Linked DNA regions of Homo sapiens: all the other regions are linked to region 3. Evidence: chromatin loops called from intact Hi-C (ENCODE). Cell type or tissue: endothelial cell of umbilical vein. All regions are shown on one strand.

The links. A loop is a pair of places that touch in the nucleus more often than their neighbours do. Peaks named below come from ENCODE experiments on the same cell type or tissue, not always from the same donor. Only the 100,000 strongest peaks of a DNase experiment are listed, where the experiment ranks them.
Region 1: a loop joins it to region 3, with 6 times the contacts of the local background. A loop is called at or near these places in 5 of 110 quality-filtered maps.
Region 2: it touches region 3 in a loop (4-fold over the local background); 4 of 110 quality-filtered maps call a loop at or near these places.

What each region holds. Positions count from the first base shown.
Region 1 is chr12:65,532,951-65,540,950 of GRCh38, reverse strand. The region is part of intron 2 of MSRB3-AS1 (MSRB3 antisense RNA 1); the gene reads left to right. Among named protein-coding and RNA genes, the nearest start is that of LINC02454, 66 kb to the left of the region's middle. RefSeq lists an enhancer at 3,471-4,670. In endothelial cell of umbilical vein, no CTCF peak of the experiment used is centred here; DNase peaks (open chromatin) are centred at 3,830, 6,170 and 7,180; H3K27ac peaks cover 5,397 bases.
Region 2 is chr12:65,692,696-65,700,695 of GRCh38, reverse strand. No RefSeq gene overlaps it. Among named protein-coding and RNA genes, the nearest start is that of MSRB3-AS1, 54 kb to the right of the region's middle. In endothelial cell of umbilical vein, a CTCF peak has its summit at 1,246; a DNase peak (open chromatin) is centred at 4,955; H3K27ac peaks cover 2,348 bases.
Region 3 is chr12:65,821,135-65,829,134 of GRCh38, reverse strand. It overlaps HMGA2 (high mobility group AT-hook 2), which reads right to left and starts at 4,652. Exons shown (of 5, transcript NM_003483.6): 1 at 3,754-4,652; 2 at 1,048-1,134. The coding sequence starts at 3,864. It also overlaps the pseudogene RPSAP52. RefSeq lists an enhancer at 2,925-3,532. In endothelial cell of umbilical vein, no CTCF peak of the experiment used is centred here; DNase peaks (open chromatin) are centred at 2,094, 2,764, 4,064, 4,584 and 4 weaker places; H3K4me3 peaks cover 4,428 bases; H3K27ac peaks cover 5,882 bases.

The DNA.
Region 1 (8,000 bases), 290 kb after region 3:
AAGAAAACAAACTTCCATGAAAGACTCTGAGCAAATGCACAAGAATAGAAATAGTTGAGAAATCAGAAAGAGATTTTTAATATGCATTTAAAAAATATTCAACAGAAAAAGAAAGAAATGTGCAAAAAATTCTTTGAAAAAAAGGGAGATTTTTTTTAAATGGCAAATATAGGTTCTAGTAATGAAAAATATATTCACTAAAAATACTTTAGAGCCTGAATATATGAGTAAAACAGCAAAGTGACCTCCTGACATTTACCTCTAATTTACTAACTTTCCCTCAGGGAAACACTTTTCAAAGAGATAAAGACATTAAGCATATAAAAGAGAAGATAAAAAGATATGGAGATAGAATGAACAACCCAACATGTGGGCAAGAGGTATTTTTAGACAATGGTAGAAATATTTTCAAACTTAAAGAAAATTATAAATCCTTAAGTTGAAAAAGAACATGGAATCCGCAAATGATAATTAAACACAAATCTGAACCTAAACACATATCACTGAAACCACACTACATGAAAATAAAGATAAATATTACCAGAAAGAAAAGACAAATTACCTTTAAAGGAAAGATAATTAGATTATTAACAGATGACTTCTCATAAGCAACAATGGATTCCAGAAGACAATGGAATAATATCTTCTCTGTGCTTATGGGATATGATTATTATTTTAGCTTTTTATAATCTGTTAAAGTTTCACTCTTAAATGATACAAAAATAAAGATATGTTCAGACTTCCAAAAAACTAAAAATGTTTACTACTAAGGCCTTCATGGAAAGAAATACCAAAGGATATATTTTAGCAGGAACAAAATTTAACCCAGAAAAAAAGAATGAAGTGCAAGAAGCATTGATGAAAAAAGAAACATATGGAGAAATTTAGGTAAGCATTGTTGGTGGAAATGCAATGCCCTATCAGCAATAATACAGATGAGGGAGAGTCAATTTGGTCTTAAGAAGTCCTGAGGTACTTGTCTAATTCAGAGGAAAAAGAGACATTGACAAACTTCACACTGAAAATTATGTCATAAATGTAACAGGGTAAAATATGCTAATTGAAAACAATAGTATTTTCTAGTCTGTTAACCAATCATTTCTGAATCCTTTGAGATATTTTTAAAAAATATGGATTTCCATCCCCCTAGATGGTTCTCATTAAGTGTATTTTGAGTAAGCCTCTGCTTCTGTTATTTTTTACTCCACAACCCACACCCACTAATTTTGCTGAGCAGTCATAGTTGTGACAAACTCGGTCAGTGGGGCACACATCTGGGTTCTTCCTCCTTGGGTCTCCAAGATGCAGGGACAAGCTGTAAGCCAGAACACTCTGTAGAAACCAGTGCGCCATAAGGAGAAGCTCCCTGGGCAAGTGTCCTGAGTTCGTAACAGGGAAAGTCTTTTTATTCTCCCTGGCACTTAATGTTTTTTCAGGTGATAGGTTTGAGGAGGTAATTTAGTAGATCCCAATAATCGGAAACAAATTGTTTTGAAGTGACGATTTAAATTGGGTATTGGCAGGAATTAAATATTTAGGCATAATGAGTATAATTGAGTATCAGGAAGTGTTTTTTACAATGATGTAATAACTGTTGGCATTCTGTGTGTAATAGCAGGAAGGTTTAAGTGTTTGAAGTGTTTGAACAGCCACTGCTTGTGAGAAAGTGCTTTTAGAAAATATGTAAAAGTTATTAGCTCCCTTTTTAGCCTGTGTGAGAAGCAAAAGTCAATGCCTGAAAGTCCCACGAAAATACAGCTTGGCTCTGACTAAAATTCTATGTCACTTACTGGATCCTTGAGTAAAAGTCTCATGACCTATTTATAAAGAATTTCAATTGGTGGGGCCCAACTTCCCCAAACTCAGCAATAGATGCCCTACAAATGAAGAGGCATGCAAGGCCTACATGAAAATGCAAATCCACTTCTTTTTTTATACTGGTATACTGAATTTGGGAGATTTTTTAAAGTGTTTAGTGTGTTATACTAAAGCCCTCCCTCTTTATTTGAAGACCTTGGAGTATGGAGCAGTTGGAATTTAGAAACCATGACCTTTGCCTATAGGGTTGAGATTAGAGAAGAATGACCCCTCAGTTCTTCCCATTGTAAGCAACCCTAAAAAAGCAAAGTCCTGCCAATTCAATCACAATGTATTGCTATTACTACTATGAGTGTTTCTGCTCTCACCAGACTCTGAATACCTCAAGAGTGGGAGATTGGTCTTGCCAATCAGAGAAGCTCCAGGGCTAGCCTAGTGCCTGGCACATGGTGAGTACCCAATAAATTTATGTTTTTGAGTGAGAGTGAATGAATGAAGCCCCCAGGTCAATGTGCTTATCGTTATCTCAGAAAAAAAAAATTATTTCCTCTCCTCTTTAGTAACCTTCTGCCCTGTGTAGCTTGGGCTAGTTCAGGACTTGGTTCATATAGATCTGTGCTTTCCAATATGGTAGCCACATTTGGCTATTTATACTTAAATTAATTAAAATTAAATAAAACTTCAGTTCCTCATCACACTAAACACAGTTTAAGAGCTAATAGCCACATGTAACTAATGGCTACCTGTATCCAACAGCATAGCTATAGAACATTTCCATTATTGCAAAAAGTTCTATTAGATAGGGCTAGTAAGACTCCTAACTGAGACCCCTGGAGCTCTTCACCCATCTCTGACTCTACTAGTTATTAATTGTATGACTGGGTGAATCACTCAACTTCACATGTGCGAGCTGTTCCCTCTGCCTGAAGCACTCTTCCTGCCTGTGGTATCCTAGTTAATTACTTCTCATCTTTTAAGTCTCAGCCCAATCATTATATCCCCAACTAGGTCAAGGCCTTTCATAGTACCTTGTCCAATTCCTTGTCAAGGTTGACATTTTATGTATTTTTATGTGACTACTTGATTAATATCTGTCTCTCAGATCAAATTGTTAAGTTTGGAAGGACAGGAGCATGTCTGGTTTTGTCCAGCATTGTATCTCCAATGCCTAGCAGAGTAAGTGGCATGTAGTGAGGGCACAATATTTATTGTACAAATCAATGAATAAGCCATCAGTGTCTTTGCCACAGCCACTGCAAGTGATTGGTGCTCTGCTGGACTGATACTCAGCTGAGACACTCAGGTAAGGTCACATATTTTTCACAGGATCGTCCTTTCAATTGCTCTCAATGTTCATTACCTTTCCTTTTTGCTTATGTTAAATATTCCTAACAGCACTCCTGCTGGTTCACCAGCACGGTTAAGACTTTCAAAGTGAATAAATTGACCGTGCCAGTTGAACATTCACAAAGTTGGAGATGAGCACAGCATTCCATTTAGGCTTTGAAACAGACACTATTAACCTTTGTATCTAGAAGCCACTCATCCAAACTCTTCATCAAGTCAGAAACCTGACACTGATATCCTGAATGGTTTTCTGGAAACTCCCTACTTCCAGGGTTTAACATCCAGCCCCACTCTCAGGATTATATATGGGAAGTTAGAAAACATATACGTCAATGCTCAAAAATTCTATTAATAGCCACATTTCTTCCAAGTGCCCCAGAGGTTTGCAACTGTCTGAGCAATCCTGAACATCATCCTAAGTCTCTTGTTTTAGTGGAAACTACAGGAAATGGGGGTAGTTCCAGCTGAATGTCCCCTCAAGTGTTCAGGTCTGCACATACCACAACCGCTGAGTACAGGCAGACCAAAACAGCAACAGAAAGGTCCGCCCACTTGAGCTCCTGTGAGCCTTCACGTCTGAGTTCATGTGGCTCTCACTCAGAAGCGGAAGTGGAAAACCAAATAAAGTCAACTCCATGGAGGTCCTGGGGACTTAACACTGAGCAGCCACACGAATACCAGAGTGATGCATCATGATTCATGTTATTACAATAAATGCCTAAGAAAGAAATAAGGATTTGGCACTTAGTATAAAGCATTGGCAAGACAGCTCAAAGTTTTCTGCCTGTTGTAAAGCATAGCCTGGGACATTTTCTTTCATTGAGCAATATGCATTAGCAATGTTATCTAGGGTAGTAAAGGAGTTACTCATAAAGCTTTATTAAGTGATGTCAAGACTCCTTCCTCCCTGCGTTCTTTTCTTCTCTGGGACAGGCTATAGAAAAGACATTAAGTTTTTATTTTCATTTTTTTCCCAGTGTGTCTATGCCAGCCTGATATTAGAGGATGAAACACATACCTAAAGGATTAACAATCTAGAAATCACCTTTCCCAAAGTGATTCACATTGGGAAAGAAGTGCTGAAAAGCAAAACAGGTACCCTCTTGACTTAATACTGTTCATATTAACAGAATAGGCTCTGTAAAATACAGAAACAAGTCACGTCAGAGAGCATTCTTTACAGCAACATTTAGGGAATAATGGGGAAAAAACGAACTCCAGCTAGTTCTCTAGGTCTTCATGAGCAATGGAAAGGGTGTGATGCCTCACCAGGAAAGGGTTTTTTTTTACTTAGAAAAACAAAATAATTAAACTTTCATCTCCACGGTGGCTCAGCCAGCTGGTGGTGGCCCAGCAAACACATCCATGCTGGTGCATTTATGATGGACATATCATTGCTGCCAAATCAACTGTGTGATGACTTGTGTCACTCTTCAAGGCAGCTGACATACATAGGGAAGGTGTAGGCTATTTATCTTATACACAGAGTGAACACCTCCCTTGTGGATGGCCTGATGGGGTGTATTCTTGGTTTAGAATCAAAGACTTGAAAGGGACCTTGGGAAAAATTCATCTTCTTTTCTCCCTTCTAATGTGAGAGTTGCCTAGACAGCATCTCCCACAGTTTTGCCGATCTACATTCTCAATCAACATGAGTCAGAGGAGAGATCAAGGAGAAGAGGAACATATTTGGAGGGCAATGGCTGTCCACTGCAAAGAAAGGCCTTCCACCTTCTCTCCCCAGGGTTCCCCACTTCCTCATGGTCTTGCCTGCTTCTAGGTTTTTGCATGTGCGGTTCTTTCTACTTAAGACCCACTCCACCTCCAATTCATCAACATCCTTGCCTGGCTAATTCCTACTTTCCTTGTAGGCCATCCCTTCTGCCAAGAAGCCCTCTCTGACTTGGCAAGATTAGTTCAGGTGCTGCCACTCCTCTGACTCTTCCCACTAGGGTGACCAACTGTCTGTTTGCTTGGGACAGAAAGACTTCCTGGAATGTGGGCTTTTAGTGTTAAAATCAAGATAGTCCTGGACAAATCAGAACAGTCACCCCACCTCCCGTGTTCCCTGTGCTTACCTTCCTCAGACTTAGCATCTTCTATTGTCACTGCCAGTTTGCTTTTAGAACTTTAGACTGTCAGTTCTCTGAGGGCAAGGATGGTGCCATTCATCTCTGTAATCCTGCTAGCAAAGGTCTGACACATGAACAAGTAACCAAAAGCCACAACTGCAATAGCTCCTCAGTGCTAGATGAATGAATGAATGAATGAATGAATGAATGAATGAATGTAAAATCCACATCTTTTTCCAAGAGGTCTCTCATTCCTGCTTCTTGCCTTTGCAGTCCTTCCTTAAATGCAGGCATGGCTCCTAAGATGTGCTGTGGTACCTCCCCAGCCAGCACCCAGAACAGCTCATGTGCGCTTGCCAGAGGCTCCTACATATAAATAAGGCACTCTTCTTCCCTACTCCCAGCCATCATTTACCCGTAGTTACTAGCATAAAACTAAGGCCTAGGAAACATTTTTATTATTGCTCATTTCTTTGGCTACCATTAATTGAGAGTGTATGTGTCAAGGACTATGCTAGGTCCTGTCATTCATTTTTAGATACAATACACCATTTTCCAGATAAGGACTCTGTAGCTCAGAGAGTTAAACAACTTGCTCAAGGTCCCAGTGTAATAGAAGATATGGTTACAGGTGACCGGGGCTAGAACCCAAGCCGAAACTTGACTCTGAGCTTATGCTTTTAGCCACTACCCTCTACCGCCAGATGCTTCCTGTAGCTCTGTGGGGAGTCAGTCCAGGGAAGACTTTTCTGTCCAGTCCACAGCACGGTAAATTGAGGCAAGGGAAACACAGGGCCTGTTTCTTCGTCCCTTGTCCATTACCTAGACTGTGCCTGGCCCCTTTTGGTTGAAAGGAAGCATGGTTCAGAAGAGTGTACCACTGAACTTCAGGGAAGCCTGACGCAGAGGTCTTTTGAGAGAACTGAATAAACAGCTGATAAAACAGGAAGGCTCTCAACCCTTTTATCTGATGATAACTTCGAAGCTGCGATGGAGCAAGGGTAGTCCTTCTGACCAAGGTAGCAAAGCCAGACAGTGGCACCGACAGGCCTGCAGCCCTAATCCCCTGACTTCCTGCCCATGTTTTCTCCCCACTTTCTACCCCCATTCTACGACTATAAAAAACACACAAGGCTCTCTTTACCACATTCCTCAGGTTTTAAAGCCACTGCTCCCGCTGTCCTGCCTCCCCACTCCTAATACTTTTTTCTTTCTTTTTAACATTTGAGGAAGAAAATGTTATGGTTAACTGCATTTGAATTCCACAATGTCACTGTAACATGTAATAAATACCTTTTATTATTTATTACCAAAATGCTTAGGGGCTGTGGAAGACTAAAGGCTATTCTGTTCTTTCTGATGCAGCTCTAACAAGTATATTCCAGTTACTTGGGGGAGGGGGCACAGCGGGCTTGGTAATTTAATCTTCTCAATGCCACAGGCCATGTCTCCGTGATTCTGCTAGAATTGTATGTGACTGGAAGATTTGTTTTAGCTCAATCTTTGCAGCCTTGAGGATGGCGGGTTCTCAAAAACACCTATCCAGCCCAGCAGCACTACCTGAATGAGCAAGGGGGAAACCCAATGAGCAAGGGTCTGGGTCGCCCCAGAATCCACAGCAATCAGACAATTCTGTCTTAGGGTAAGGGCTGCAGAAAGCACTGCACATTCAGAGTTAGCTGGGCAAACTCACTTTGGGGATATTTTTGGCACTTTTAAAAACGGTGGCTAAAACGACCCAGAGACTATGAGCCCTCCACACCCCACCCCCCATAGCTTTTCATACCTGCAACCCAGGAATTTTGCTTGCACTAAAAAGGCATCTTCCAAGAGGACCTATGAACTTAAAACAAATGCTGTTTAATTTGCCATTCATTAGGGGTGTATCTGGATTGATTTATTGCACCCTTCTGACCCCATGTCTTTGGAACAGCATTCCTTCACGATTACACAGGGAAAGGACTCAGGCAGGACTTCCAAGGATAAGCGTAGAAGGCCACAATAATACTTCAGATTGCTGTGTATCGGGTAGCCCGAAGGAAATGCTTCGCCCAATTCAACGCACAATGCGAATGAGCCAAAAAAGTTTGTAAATTTTTTGACCCAGGTTTCTCGAGCCTTTCCTAAGGGATGTGGCCAGCACAGACGACTATTATCCAGATTATGGGCTTTTGAGTACTTCCACATTCAGGATATTCTGAGAATGTCTAACCACACACAATTGATCACAGAAATTGCAATCCCTTTTGATCCTGAGGAAGGAGGAAGTGAGCTCTTCCTGGTAACTACCCAGCAGCAGCAGAGACAGGAGGAGGGAGGGAGAGAGAGAGAAAGAGAGAGAGAGAGAGAGAGAGTGTGGGGAGGAGGGAGAAATGCACCAGGGAGAAAATACATTTCTACTGGCAGCTCAATACGCCAGTGGTAATCAGAAAATGAGAAAAACTTTGTAAAGCTCTCAGAAGAGCCAGGCTACAACAATTGCCCTTTAGAAATGAGATCAATGGCCTCTCTTGTGGGTGGCACAAGTATAATTACAGCAATTAAGAGAAAAGACTACAGTCTATTTTTTTTTTTTTTTTTGCTCTTAATGTATAAACAAGCAATTCCGGCACTTGTAAGCCAAAAAGAATTGGTACATGGCTTAATACTATCTACTACTATGACTCTCCTTGCTTTAATTGGCTTCCAGGAAAATTTCATGAGCCTTTGTGGTTGTGGTTTAGTTAAATACACACATTTACCTAGAGGCAGGCTGGGGGAGGA
Region 2 (8,000 bases), 130 kb after region 3:
GCTACTTGGGAGGCTGAGGCAGGAGAATCGCTGGAACCCAGGAGGCAGAGGTTGCAGTGAACTGAGATAGCGCCACTGCACTTCAGCCTGGGTGACAAAGTGAGACTCCGTCTCAAAAAAAGAAAAAAAAAAAGTAGAGAGTAGAGAGTAAAATAGTGGTTACCAAAGGCTGGGAAGGGTAGATGGGAGGATTGAGAAAGAGGTTAGTTAACAGGTACTAACATTATAGTTAGGTAGGAAGTTATACCTTAGGTAGTTAGGTAGGAAGAATAAGTTCTACTGTACTGTGGCACAGCAGGGTGACTATAGTTAATAATAAGGTATATCTCAGAATAGCTAAAAGAGAGGATGTTTAATTGTTCCTGATATAAAGTAATGACAAATGTTTGGGGTGATGGATATGCTGATTCCCCCAAACTGATCTTTATCCATCATACTGATGTATTAAAATATCACTTATACTTCACATTTATGCACAATTATTATGTGTCAGTTTAAAAATCTGAATAAAAAATGACTAGGAAGAGTTAAATTATGAATAAAATAGCTTTAGGAATAGCTTAGTCTATTTATTTTGTTTGTATTTCCCTTTTTACCTATGTACAAGAGTGATACATGATAAAGAAATATCTATGTCTCAGTAAGCTTAAAGGAATTCTTTCACTAAGTACAAAATAAAAATTCTAAGTTAAAAAAAGCCTTGTGTCATTTAATTGGCATACTTTTCTCTTTTTATTATATCTATGGATGAGTCTTATAAGCAGCATTATCTTGGGCTTGATAAAATACAATCACAGTTGCACTCTTTGCAGAGGGGAAGAAAAAAGGAGAGGGAGTAAATAAAGATTGAGAGAGCAAGAAAGGAGAGATTTTTCTATGACTTTTCTGCTTGCCGCTATTTAGAAGTTCACAGCTGAAACTAGCCAATGGTTGTATCTAAAAATAGCAGAATAGTACATTACATGGTATAATAATTAAAACCAATGTGAGAAACATCTTCAAAGTAAGAAAATATAAGTAGAAGGCAAACGAATGATATTTATTTTATGACCTTTTAGTTGACTGCTACCATTTGGTGTTCCTGCAATGTGTTTCTTGGCAATTTGCAAGTGTGGGCTAATGAACATTTGAAACTGATGCTGATGGTTGTTTTTTCCACTTACGCTTTCCATTCTTACGAAAACCTAAGCCAACCAGTGCCTCTTTAAAGACTGAGTCAAGCTACTGAATGTTGGGAAATAACTGTAGTCCTCTGCTTCTGCCACTAGACAGTGTTCTCTCTCTATGTTCAATGCACTGACAATACTGTACTTCCTTAAATCAGAGAAACTGGCTATTCATTAGAAGAGGTAGCCCTTTAAATAACTGTAAACACTATACATAAATGGACTAGCTAATATTTACTACAGATCCTATCTATGTTGTTGTCAGTGTTTTAAGTGCTTGTCTCCCCTGGATTTGTTCCAAGAGTAAGAGAGAGGAGATTCCCAGGAGGAACATTGCATTCTATGGCAAACTATTTTTTCTTGGGAAATGAATGATCTAAATTGAATGAATTTATTGACTGTTTAAACTGTAGGCATTAGCTCCCCAACTCACATCACAGAAATCTGAAAGCAGAACTCTTGTTTCCTGGGAGGATGGAAAAACAGAACAGAAATGGAGCTTATACATTTTTTTTTTTTTTAGATGGAATCTGGCTCTGTTGCCCAGGCTGAAGTGCATTGGCACAATCTCTGCTCACTGCAACCTCCGCCTCCCGGGTTCAAGCAATTCTCCTGTCTCAGCTTCCCGAATAGCTGGGACTACAGGTATGTGCCACCAAGCCTCGCTAATTTTTGTATTTTTAGTAGAGATGTGGTTTCACCATGTTGGCCAGGCTGGTCTCGAACTCCTGACCTCATGATCCGCCCACCTCAGCCTCCCAAAATAGTGGGATTATAGGCGTTAGCCACCACGCCCGGCCACTTATAGATTTTTTTTAAGCAAACAATTGACACATAAGCAAACAATTGACACACAGTTATAAATAGAGGTAGTGAGGTGTAGTGAACAGAACAAGGCTTTGATGTCAGACCTGGGTCAGCACCAAAATTGTGTGGTCTTGGGCAACTTACCTAAACCCTCAGTCTTAGTTACCTAATCTGTTTGTTGTGTGGGAAGATTGCATGAGATAATTAATTATTGGTTCATAGTAGAAGCTCAGTAAATATTCATCTCTTTGGAAGACAGTGACTATTGGTATCATTAATTTTATAAACTACCTGTCCTTAAAATGTGTGATGTTATAAATAATGCTGCAATGAACATCTTTGTGCACAAATTTTTGTCAAATTCTTCACTTTTTTTTCTTAGAATTTGTTCTTGAAACTTTTCCATGAAATCACAAGGTCAAGGGTGTAAACACTCTCTTTTGTTTTGTTTTGTTTTGTTTTGTTTTGTTTAGACAGAGTCTGCTCTGTTGCCCAGGCTGGAGTGTAGTGGCATGATTTAGGCTCACTGAAAGCTCTGCCTTCTGGGTTCAAACAATTCTCCCTGCCTCAGCCTCCCACATAGCTGGGATTACAGGCATGTGCCACCACACCTGGCTAATTTTTTTATTTAGTAGAGACGGGGTTTCACCATGTTGGCCAGGCTGGTCTCGAACTCCTGACCTCAAGTGATTCCCCTGCCTTGGCCTTTCAAAGTGCTGGGATTACAAGTGTGAGCCACCACGCCCGGCCTGGATATAAACATTTTTTTTCAAATTTTAATACATTAAAGCCTTTCGAGAAAGGTTGCATCCTTTCATTGAATAAGAGAATATCTTTCTCATCTATGCCTCATAGGCATTATGTTTAATTTTGCTTGCTTGATAGTCAGTACCTTTTATTTTAATTTTGCTTTAATTAGTCCTTTTAGATTACTAATGAAATTGACCTTTATTATTCCTTAATAATTTGTATTATGATTTTTCATAAAATATTAATTTGTGGTATTTATTTCTTATTATGTTTTTACACATATTAAGTGTAAAACTTATTAAGTTTTTACACTGATTATGAATCAACTACATCTTCCATTGATCTCTTTCTAATCTTGTATTAATGTCATATTATTTTAATTATCACAGCTTTATGTTTGAGTACAGTTTTAAAAGCCTTAAGTCAGCCGGGCGCAGTGGATCACGCCTGTAATCCCAGCACGTTGGGAGGCCGAGGCGGGCGGATCACAAGGTCAGGAGATCTAGACCATCCTGGCTAACATGGTGAAACCCTGTCTCTACTAAAAATACAAAAAAATTAGCCGGGTGTGGTTGCGGGCGCCTGTAGTCCCAGCTACTCAGGAGGCTGAGGCAGGAGGATGGCGTGAACCCGGGAGGTGGAGCTTGCAGTGAGCCGAGATCGTGCCACTGCACTCCAGCCTGGGCGTCAGAGTGAGACTCTGTCTCAAAAAAAAAAAAAAAAACCTTAAATCACTGAGTGCTCAAAAATAGCAAGGCATCATAGGATTCTGGGGAGAAAGCATCAAGAGAAAAAAGAATTAGTGACACCAACACAAAGATAAAATGTTGGGAAGCCTCAATAAACTTCTCCATGGCTTGCATAAACCTGGAAGTAAGATTTGAAAACCTTCTTAAATCCATTATGGATCACGATAGAGAAAGAAAGACAGATGGAGAGAAAGATAGTTTTTTCTCTATGTCCTGATCAGCTATAATGACCAGATGCCAGATGACAAGTGGATCCCATTGTATATACATTCATTGTGATTTTTTATTCACCTGCAAATCTGATCATGTCACTGCTGTTTGGAACTTTTCAGTCATCTACCATTAGATGAAGAGTAAAATCTAAATGTGATTTACAAAGCACTGAATGACTTGGATCCTGCTTGTCTATCTAGTCTTGTCTCCCTCCAAGCCTCTGCCCAGGAGAGGAGAGGACCTGGATTTCCCTTGGTCTCCATGCCCACCCCTGCTCTAGTGCCTCTGTAGCTCTGGCTGCGGCCTCACTCACCCTTTTTCCATTCTCTTGATTTTTTTTGTCCAACAAATCCCCATAGTCCTTCAAGTTTCAGTTCAAATAGAAACTTCTTAATCAAGTCATCCCAGGCTCTCCTAGGTGTTCTGTTTCATACTGTCTACATCCCTCCATCATAGACAGCAATTGTTTCATTTCAAGTGTGTGTACTCCAGAGAGGGAAGGACCAGGTTGTTTCATCTTTGAATCTCTGGCATCTAGCATGGTTCCTGGCACAGAGTCAATGATTAATAAAAGGTTTATAAATAAATAATGAGGCAAGAATTAGATCTCAGATGCAATGTAACATGTATAACCACATTTTCCCCTGCCCTGAGGAATACTCCAGGGTTAGAAAGCAAACACAACATGGCAAACATTTCCCAATATAATCTTTTACTTTCTTTTCATTTGTTCTTTGCTACTGCAAGAAGGGCATATTTGAAGATTTTTCTTCACCTATCTTCACACATCTTATTGATGTGAAATAATCATAAAGCTCTTTTTGTAGAGGAAGTATATGGCTGGGATAAACATGGCAAATCCAAAGAAGACCAGAGATATATCCCTGAACAAGCACCACAATCATCCAAAAAAGAGAACTCTCACAAATCCACCCATTCATCAAAAACACAAGTAAGACAAAAACTATCAGTACTCTCTAACCACAGAACTAAATTATAAACTTCCAGCTGCCAAGCATCACTTCAGATAATCCTCTTCTTTCTGGCCTTTCTGAAGCTTTTACACACATCTCAATTTTCGTGCTAAAAAATAAGGTATATCTGAAGTCTATAGCTGAGTATCAACCCCCACTGGCCTCAAAGTCCAGTGGTTCTGGGGAGAATCCCTGGGAAGTGGGCTAGACAGGAAGCAGAGCTACCTCTCACTTCCACAAGTTGTAATAGCCTTCTAGATCATGTCTGTGGTCAATGACTGGCCAGAACTGGCCAGCCTCCAACAGGCTTGTTTAGACTACTTGATGAGTTGACACAAGGAACGACTCTTTCCAGTGCTATTAGTGTCTGAACATTAACAAGCAATAGTGTTCAGTGAGACTATTAAAGAGAAAAGGCATTTTAATCTTTGTTTTGGAAGTGAGCCCTCCAAACAAACCCGTGGTGAGGGAGCCCTTGTGAGCCAGTTTCTGGATGGCAGCAGAGGATGGCAGGGCTTGGGCTGAGTCATCATAGGGATACTCTGCTCATAGCCAGAATAACTGGGAGGGACAGCAGGGAAGGGACACCCCCATTCCATACCCTTAGAGAAAGAAAATGCTAAGTACACCATGTGATGAATTTTCAGCACTCTGTCAGCAATACTATACATTTAAATTCCAAGCAAATGGTTTGCAAAGGACTCCCTTACCATCACTAACTGCAAAGTAAACAAATCTCAAGGAGAGAGGGTTTCTCACCTTACAAAACGTCCATTGGAATTTAGAGACTGCAGGATGGTCTGGCAGAATTTAGAATTATGGTTCTGGGAACTGGTGCGGTTCCCAGGTATGTCACTCTGTCAATGACAATCTCAATGGAAAGTGTAGAGACAGTGGCAAGAATGTGACATATGAGGCTGGATCTGTCATCAAGAGTGACCATTCCAAGCCAAAACAAAGGCAAGTGGTTCACACACAAAGAAGAAATGTGTGTTCATCATTGTTTCTCTTCTCTTGTTTTGTTTTGTTTTTGTCAACAAACATGAAAACAGATAATCATAAAACTTACAGTTTAGAAAGTTCTTAGAAATCTTTTGCTCAAAGATCCATCTCTTTTACATATTATTAAGTTGTGGTTGGGGGTGGGCGGCAGATAATGAAGGCTCCAATTGTAGTTTTCAACATATAGCAATAACTGTCTAAGTTTTTTCCCTGAGGAGTTATAAACCAGACTGAGGAAAGTTAAATCTCTCAGCATTCATGAGCATGAATCAAGAATAGTTGGTAGGGCCAACTTACCAAATCAAGTACATACTGAGTTTATGGAGTATGCAACAGTGTTTATTGTTAATCATTCTTCTGCACTGTTTGCAAAAAGCAAGAAATTTTTGAATGTTCCACAAAATCTGTTTTCTTCTAACTATTCAGCTAACTGGGTCCATCATTAATTTGATTTACATAGCAGAGGCTGAAATGAAAAGCAAAGTTTTAAGTACAGTCTATCACCCACATTTAATAAAAATGTTTTAAAATGGGAGTGAGTGACAAATAAGTAAAACTATCATATATTCAAGTTAAAGAGGAAGGGAAATTGGACCTGCCTGTCCTTTCATCCTCCCCATCTACTACTGAGAACGATATAAATAGTGGATTGTGAAAGCCCAAATAGTAATCTTATAGAGATTTCTGATCTTGGAGAACAAAAAAGAGGAAGAAATGGTTGCATCCTCAATTATATTAGTGATTACAACTGGCGACGGCAAGCCTGTTGCAAATATTTCTATTTTGACATTAGGAATAATAGAAGAGATACCTGGTGTCTGTTTTTCTATTTTCAAGATAAGGAAGTGGATATGTGATGACTTAAGGTTATCAAAAAGGTAGTCATAACTGCTTTTTGCTTTACTTATCTGTATTTCTCAGGCATTCAGATTTTAGAAAGTTGGCAATTATTAGTGTAATTACCTCTATCTTATTCCCAGTTTAAAACTAGAACTTCAAGCCACCAGCCTGCTATTTAAGTCATGTGTTTATCACTGTGGTAGGTTGAATAATAACCCCCAACAAGTGACCTGGGTCTTGATCCCTGGAACCTGTGAAAGTTACCTTGTATGATAAAAAGAACTTTGCAGATGGGATTAAGTTTAGTTTCTTGAGATGGGGAGGTTATCCTGGATTATCCTGATGGGCCCTAAATGAAATCACAAATATTCTTTTAAAAGGGAGATTTGGCTGGGGGCAGTGGTTCACATCTGTAATCCCAGTCCTTTGGGAGGCCGAGGTGGGTGGATCTTCTGAGGTCAGGAGTTTGAGACCAGCCTGGCCAACATGGTAAAACGCTGTCTCTACTAAAAATACAAAAAATATACCAAAAATTAGCCTGGCGTGGTGGTGCATGCCTGTAATTCCAGCTGCTAGGGAGGCTGAGGCAGAAGAATTGATTGAACCTGGGAGGCGGAGTTTGCAGTGATCTAAGATTGTGCCACTGCACCCCAGCCTGGGTGACAGAGCAAGACTCTATCAAAACAAATAAATAAATAGAGGGAGATTTGACGAGAGACAGAAGAAAAGGCAATGAAACAAGATGCTACGCTGTTGGCTCTGAAGATGGAGGAAAAGTTCATGAGCCAAGGGAAGCAAGGAGAGCAACTCCAGCAGCTGGAACAGGCAGGCAGACGGTTCTTCCCTCCAGCCTCCAGAAGGTATGCAGTCCTGCTGACATCGTGGCTTAAACCTGGTCAAAGTATTTTGGACTTCTGGCCTCCAGAACTGTACAAAAATAAATTTCTGATGTTTTAAGTGACCCGATTTGTGAGAATTTGTTACAGCAGCCACAGGAAACTAATATAATTAGCTTTCTTTTAACTGGCTTGGTATCACTCATAAAATTAAGTTTTCTTTTTTTCTTAGAGATATGCAAGTGTGAGAAATCTGGACTTCATAAGAAGTTATGTCATAATGCAGCACATTAAATTGAGGCACTCTGTTCCTTTTAAATCAGTCATATTGGGAAGGATACTTTGGCTCAACTATTTTTTGGCTGGCAATTTGTAGCTTGTATCATATAAATCAAAGAGGATATATGATATAGTTTGGATGTGTGTCCCCACCCAAATCTCATAATGAAATGTAACTCCCAGTGTTGGAGGTGGGACATGGTGGGAGATGATGTGATCATAAGGGAGATCCCTCATGAATGGTTTAGCACCACCCACCTTGGTACTGTCTTTGTCTAGTGAGTGAGTTCTGTGAGATCTGGTTGTTTAGAAGTGTGTAGCACCTCCTCGGTCTTGATCTTGCTCTTGCTCTTGCTCCTGCCTCCATCATGCGAGACACCTGCT
Region 3 (8,000 bases):
CACAAAACATTAATCCCCAAACGATGAGCATATAGTCCTTTCTAACAAATACTGTACATGGAGTACCCAAAACCGGTGAAAAGGTATATCCAAATTTAGTTCTGATTTTTGAAACTTTGTTCTCAATTACTACACAAACCTACAAATACAACGCAGAAACTTTTTTTTCCAATTTATTTATAAAGTCAAAAAAGTGACTGGTACTTCTCTATACATGCATTAACCCTGACATAGTTCCTCTTTGCTAGCTTAAACACAGCCAACCTGAAGTTATCTTAAACTGCAAGTTTAAACTTATTAAGATAAACACTGAATATTACACTTAACTGGGTTCCATTCTGCCCAAAAAGAGATATTAAATGAGCCAAATACTTGTTTTAAAAAGTCTCATTGTCCAATTCAGACATTTCTATGTCACTTGATGAAAAGGCATTTTGAGATTATGATATACTATACTGCAGGTTTATTGTAAAACAAACAGTATACTTTATTATCACAATTAAAGCTGCAAAATTCATGGAATTTTTCCACTATCCCACAACTAGATTTACTTCTAATTATCGTCTATTTGGCAAAGTACTTTAATAGGGGGATTTGGTTTGCAGTAGCCATGTAATAAGCACAAAGTAAATCAATCTTTATCATTTTTCAGAGGAAATTGCAAAAACTTTACCACCAGGCAAAATCTATAGTTTTGATTTGTTTTTAACTATTTACAACTGGTGCAAATATTAATTGTGTCATTTTCATCCCGCCCCCCCCGCAACCCCTTCCTTCCTCACTTCTACCCGTTTTAAGGTTCAAATTATTTGGTGGCTGTTTGTTTAAAAACAACACTGTTAAGTATCTTCATAAACTTTTTATGCTGAGCATCTGCTTACAAAAAAGGTTAACTCGCATCTAACTAATGTTAAATGTAAGAAATGAGTCTTGTGTTACCCAGTTGGGACAAATTCCTGGCTGCGGAGTTAGAATGGGAAAGTTACAGGCAGGCTCCTGTAGTCAGTCATTGATGAAGTTAGGAGAGCTTGACTTGAGAAATCTCACCTTTTGAGCTGCTTTAGAGGGACTCTTGTTTTTGCTGCCTTTGGGTCTTCCCCTGGGTCTCTTAGGAGAGGGCTCACCGGTTGGTTCCTAATTGTGAGGGAAAAAAAAATGCTGTTGTGGCAAGAATGTCTGAAAGAAATTGACCCTGACTCTTTAGCTATATTTTCTGCATGTGCTGCTCAAAAGAGCTGTTGGAACACGTTCAGTTCAAGCATAAATGGATGATGATGGTACAGAGTTTACAGAAAGGGGAAATAACTATACTTTTAATGCAAGGGTTCAAAGAGGAAACTCTATTTTGTATATGAAAACTAGATTCTACTTCAAACCTAAAATGGTAACAAAGACTGAAGAGGCATGTTCTAGAAAGAAAGTCATATACTTTTAAGGTGTAAAGTTTACAGGGCTATGCATTTGGCAACTCATAGGAATAATAGGCATTTTAAACGAACACCACTCTGCATTATACTAGCATTTCAAACAACAGAAATACGAAGCTACCATCACAGATATTTCAACAATCTTCCATATTGAAAAGGTGGCCTTTAATCATCTTTGTATACCTGCCTTCTAGGTGGATTATGATTCAACTGACACATTTTGAGTGAAATACTGGAGCAATTATTCAAGTTCTTCAGTTCAAAATAACTCCATTCCCCCTAAAATTTCCAAATAATTATAGTAAATCTATGGTGGGAGGTTTTGCTTGAATCATCTAGTTAATTGCTTCAATTCTCCACTTCCTTTTGGAGATGCAGGCATGGCCTCCAGTCTAAATTTAAATATCTTTTGATAAAAATAAACATATTTTCTTCAAAACTTTCTTTTGAGAAAACTCTTATGGGGGTGGAGTGGAGAAAACTAAAAGGAGGTAAAAGCGAGGAGGAATGGAGTGTCTGGGAATGAGAAATGGAAGCAATCACTTGGTTTAGCAAAACTTTAAATGGCTCCTATGCCAAGTAGTAAATACTCAAGTGGTTAAGAGAATGCGATGATTAATATTCCAGATCCCAAATATTTATCCAGTGAATCATCTATTCACATTTCATTCAGATTCGGTGATTAAGTGAGACTAATTAACTTAAAACCCATGAACGTCCTCAATGAAAATTCGCATCCCATTTAGAGAATTCGGGAAGGTTCCCTGCAAGCTTCTGTGGGACCACTAGCACCAGTGGGCACATCGAGAGCAAACACATCGGAGACAAATTTTTCTTTCTTTGTGAACTCTGCCTTAACTCAAAGGTAAAGTATCCAATCACCTCCAGACCCCATTGTAATTTCTTTTGGATTTTTTTTTTTTTTTTGGAGGGGGGGCAATTAGTGAGTTAGAACTGGGTGGCGGGTGGGAAACAAGTGGGGGAGGGCAGAGACTTCCTGGGAGGTGTAAAACAGGATTCAAATGCGGTGTAAAGTGTCGCTTGGGCAGAGCGGGAAAACTCAGGGGCCTCTAGATCGGCTTGTTTCCTTTGATGATTTCAAAAAGGTACAACTCTCAATTTTTCTAAAATGCACTGGCAAGCAAACATTGTTCAGTTTCCCCACCTTGCTCTCGGACAACTTTGGGACTCTAGGATTATTTTCTAATCGGCGTGTTTGCCATGAAGGAAGCGATTTAAGACTAAGCAGAGAGCAAGTTTTAAAGCCCGAGAAAGTGGAGTTTAAATGTTCTCAATAGACATATCCCGCTCCAACTCTGCCCGCCGCGGCTTGGAAATTACAGCGAACAAAACCCCCAGCCCTGCGCGCTGAGCGCAGCTCTGCAAGCGCCGGCTGCACGCTTAATTGGTTGCATCCGCAGACAAAACCCTCCACTCCGCAGGGTCCCGGGCGCCCCTCGATCGTCCCCTACTCAACCCCCGGCCACTGGCCTTGGAGAAGAGCATTTAATGGCTGCAGCTCTGAGGCGCGAGATCCAGGGGCAAAAGGGGGACCGGGCCCCTGACAAGGAAGCGACCCTGGCTACCCTGCACTCTCTTGGACACTCCTTTCAACGCGCCCTTAGCTGGGCGAGTTAACCCCGTCCTGCGGGGAACCAGGCTCCCCGTAGCCCCTGCCCCGGGCTCCCTCCGGCGGCCGCCGCATATTTAAAGAGCCCAAAAAGGACCAGGCAGCCGGGTCTCCATGCGTTCTTTGTCGGGAGGGCGCGAGTCTTGGGCCACCGAGAGCTTGGAGGAGGGCGCCAAGGGGGCGGCTGCGGCGCGCCAGCCCCCGACCCGCGAGCAGCCCCGGGAGGCGGGAGAAAGAGCCTCCGGCCCCCAAGACTCTAGCCCCTTCAGCCCAGATCGGCCGAAGCGCCCGGGTCCCCGGCACCTCCTTCCTCCCGGGCAGTTGCAAAAGCAACTCGGAAAGCGCCTGCGAGCCCGGGTTTGTCGGATCCCGGTCGCTTCCAGTCACTGGGCGACACCGCGCCACTCGGGGCCGTGCACAATAGCGAAAGTCCGAGGACGCGCTTCGCCCGACCCCACCTCCCGCCTTCCCCGGGCCGCCCGCCGCGGCTCCCCACCTCCCCGCCCGGAGGGTTGCTGGCGCCCCGGGGCCGCGCGGCGCACTCGTGGGGTCTGCGCCGCTCCCCCCGGCCGGCCGGCGGGCAGTGTGCGACGGCCGCGGCGACTGGGCTCCCGCACTCCGGCCGCCCCGCGCGTGTCTGGGCCCCGGCAGTGGGGACGGGGTGGGCTGGTGCCCCCACCGCGCCCTCGTACTGACTTGCTGCTGCTTCCTGGGGCGGCCGCGTCCTCTCTTCTGAGGCGCTGGGGCGGCAGGTTGTCCCTGGGCTGAAGTGGACGGCTGCCCCGCGCCCTCACCGCGTGCGCTCATCCTGCCTCCCGCCGCCGCTACCGCCGCTGCAGCCGCTTCGCCTCGACCGCCCCGGAGCTGCCCAGCACCTTTCGGGAGATGAGGTGATAGGGCTGGGGACGCCGGCGGGGCGAGCGCGAGCTGGCGGGCTGCGAGGGCTGCTGTTGCTTAGGCTGCCGCCGCTGCCACCATCAACACCGGACGTCCAGCGGCTGCCAAAAAGAGAAGAGGGGAGGAGGAGGAGGAGAGGAGGAGGCGCTGCCGGTGGCGGCGGCGGCGGTGGGTGGGTGCCGGAGGTGGAGGTGGCGGTGGAGGTGGAGGTAGCAAGAGGAGGAGGGAAGCGAGGGAGAAGGAAGAGAGGCTTTGAGGTCGCAGAGGCTCCTCTCGCGGGTTGGGATCAGGAGTTGCGGGCACCGGGAGCACTTCGGAAGCGGCTTGGAAAGGGAAGAGACTTGGAGTGAATTGTGTCCCTTGAAATGTTAGGCGGGGAAAGAATTCCTCCTCCTCTTCCCCCCACCCTGCGAGAGAGAGAGAGAGAGAGAGAGAGAGAGAGAGAGAGAGAGAGAGAGAGAGAGAGAAGAGATTGAGATTGAAAGTGCCTTGGGCAGTCGGAAAGCAAAGGAGGATGGGGAGACTCCGCCGGGATAGGGTCGGGCACGGAGCACAGGCAGAGGACAGAGTAGTGGGTGGCACCGCGCCTCCTAGGGTGGCGGGAGCAGGCAGCGGCGGCACCGGAGAGTCGGAGGGGGACGGGCTGCTAGCTCCTGAGTCTTGCACCAAGCGCGCGCTGCCCGGGCTGGAAGTTTTCTGAGTTCCTGCCCCAAGATTCAAGTGGGATGAGTGTGTGTGAGTGTGTGTGAGTGTGAGTGTGTGTGGTGTGTGTGCGTGCACGCGCTTGCGCTTGGGGAGGGGGTGGTGGTGGGGGGAGTGCCCACCTCTAATCGTGGGCGGATAAAGGGGAGGGGGTTGCGCAGGAAGAAAAGTATGAGGAGGAGGGAGGCCAGGCGGACCGCCGAGCCAAGGCGCCTGGCTGCTAGCCAGAGGCAGCGTTCGAAATACAACTGCCTCGGCGGCGGCGGCGCCCGGGTGCCACCCGGAGCCCCGCTCACGTGCTCCCGCCCGGCGGCGGGGTTAAAGGGACAGGCCGGGGATCCCGGGCTGGCTCGCCGTGGGCCTAGCTCCACCCGCCTCTCGAGGTCACCCCTGGGCAGTTGTCCTGGGAAGGCGCGGGAACGTGACTGTCCCGGAGCCACGTTTCGGGGCTTGGCCTTTACCTGCGCCTCTACCGTGCCGAGCCAACACTTTGCAGGAAGCGTCTAGGCTGCACCTCAGGCAGCGCACCGGTTCACTGTGAGTGGGAAGGGACTGCAGTGGAGTGGGAGAGGTCCCCTGACAGCCGTACTCCGCCTCGGAATGCCCTCACCACAGAGCCTGCGGGCGGGCGAGCGCGCACATACACGGAGACATGCATGCAGATACACACGAACACGCGTGTAAGCACATGCACGCAGATACACGTGGACACGGGGGCATTCATGCGCTGGTAAACACCCGCATTTACACACACACACATACACACAGGCACGCAGATAGACATGCACATTCGCAGACACATGCAAACAATGTGCACACACAGAGCGCCCCAGCTTCTTCATTGAACTTTTTTCTCCAGGAAAGACTAGAGGCAACCGAAGTTCCCTCCCCATCCCCCTCCCCGGGAATCCGATGTTCCCAGGGTAAAGGGCACCTTGTAGATTCCTAACACCACAATTGCACTCACTGCCCAACTCTCCCTTCAGTTTACCTCGATTTAACCTTCTGCCTGAGAACTCTCTTTCTGCCAAGTCCTAATTTTATGGCCTGGGCTGTTCTGAGTTATGTGAACACCATAATGGCCACAGTCCGTTTTTAAAAGGTGGAGTACATTTTTAAATGTACCTCTTTTCATCCTTGAATAACACAAAACTCTGAAAAAATTAGGTTCAGATTTTCACACATCACACCCAAAATTATTTTGGACTAATTCCAAAATAAAAACTTTCACCTGGGGAAGAATTTATTTTTTTCAAAGATACAGACCACCGTGGAATAAAAACGCCTACTTTGCAGCCCTAAGCAGGAGTTAGGCACCGCCAGGTTCCGCTGTGCATGTGGAGGAGGCGCGTGTAAATGTCTGCTTTGGCGCGGCAGCGCTGATTGGTCCGCGTTGCCATTTTAAATCCATTTCCAGCTGCCCTTTGCAGAGCTGGGACACTTTGCTGCACGTTGAGTGCTCTGCAGGAACCCAGGGTTTCTGCTGGGTCTGGGAACGCTTAGCTGTAATGGAGAGAGAGAGCCTCCATCCCTCCGGATGGAGCCCAGCAGCTGACTGGGGAGGGAGGGGTCTAACAGGAACCAAAGGTTTTCTGTCAGGGCTTGGCTCAAAGATGGTATCTTCATCAAAGGGATTGAAGTTTCACCTAACGATTACAGTGACATTTCCTAACTGCCAATCGTGCACATTTAAAAACTATCACATATTTGCACTGTGGTGTGCACATTTCACATACACGTACAAAATAGGTTTTTGGGTTTGTGTTGTTTGCTCACTTTTTGCCAGGAGTAGAGAGAAATTCTGAAGGTGAATGCAGGGGAGTCACTGAGGAGTTCAGCCAGCCAGTTTTGTGCTGTATACCTCATTATATCCTAGGATTTTTTTTTTTTTGGTAACGTGTACAGAGGTCAGCAAAGAGCAGATTCCAAAATTTTGTTTTTGCGTTAATCTTTGAATATAAGAGAAGCACAGAAAAATTGGGGGTGGGGGAATATACAGCCACTTGTTTTCAGGCTGCTATCATTTTGCTATTAGACTATTTGACCCCTTTTGAATTTATAACAAGGGTATAAAACAAATATTGTATCAAGTTCTACTTAAATCAATTTTATATATTTTCATTCTTTGGAAGCTGTATTTAATTTTTCAGAATTCTGTATACTTTCTGTAGGTGAAACATTAAAATTTGTTGTAATCTTTGAAATTATTGAGACTTTTACTATTCAAAAAGGATTCTCATATATTTTTAAAATAATGTTAAATGGTTAGATTTTATTTTTAAGGAAAGGAATTTTTTTTTTACATTTACATCTGAGGGTTTTTCCCCCAGTTTATGTTTCTCAACCATTCACTGCCTCTTCTTTATCACACCATATTTTACCCATGTATTCAAGGCTCAATTCTTCTTTCCAATTTGAAAACTTTCCAGGTAGTTTCTGTCCATATTCAATTGTGTCTTTTCTTCTTCTGCACCCACCATAGAATTAAGCAATTAGCACCTTGGTTGTATATGTTAACAAGGTTTTTAATTATCTGTGACACATGATGTAGATTAGTGTTTAGATCAGGTCAGCCCATTAGTGGGTGGTAAAATTAATTTAGCAAACCCATAACATCATTTAAAAAATAAGTAGACTAGGATTGAGAATATCACATGTAAAATTTCTGTCTTAGATATATAGTACATATGTATGAAAACTATTAAGATATATTGTATTTTCATCTTTAACATCTTGGAATTTGGGATGTATCTTAGAATTCAAGGTGTCTTAGCACTATGTTATCACATACTAGGTAGTGTCTTTTCTATTTTGGTGGTATACATGCTGCTATGGTTTGGCTCTGTCTCCACCCAAAACTCATCTTGAATTGTAGTTCCCATAATCCCTACGTATGGTGGGAGGGACACGGTGGGAGGTCATTGAGTCATGGGGGTGGTTCTCCCATGCTATTCTCATGATAGTGAGTAAGTGTTCACAAGATCTGATGGTTTTATAATGGGCTCCCCTCTTTACTCAGCTCTCATACTTCTCCTTCCTACTGCATTGTGAAGAAGGTGTCTTGCTTCCTTTTTGCCTACTGCCATGATTGTAAGTTTCCTGAGGCCTCCCCAGCCATGCAGAACAGTGAATCAATTAAACCTCTTTCCTTTCTAAATTACCCAATCTCGGGTATTTCTTCATAGCAGTGTGAGAATAGATTAATACACATGCTTATATGTAAATTTTATGTATATTCCCAGAAGACAGGTAGCATTTCAAGCACCTCTTTTTTTTTTTTTTTTTTTTTGCACTAGTCTTGTCTAGGTAGTGTTCTGTTCATGATAGACTTCTGGTAGTTATTA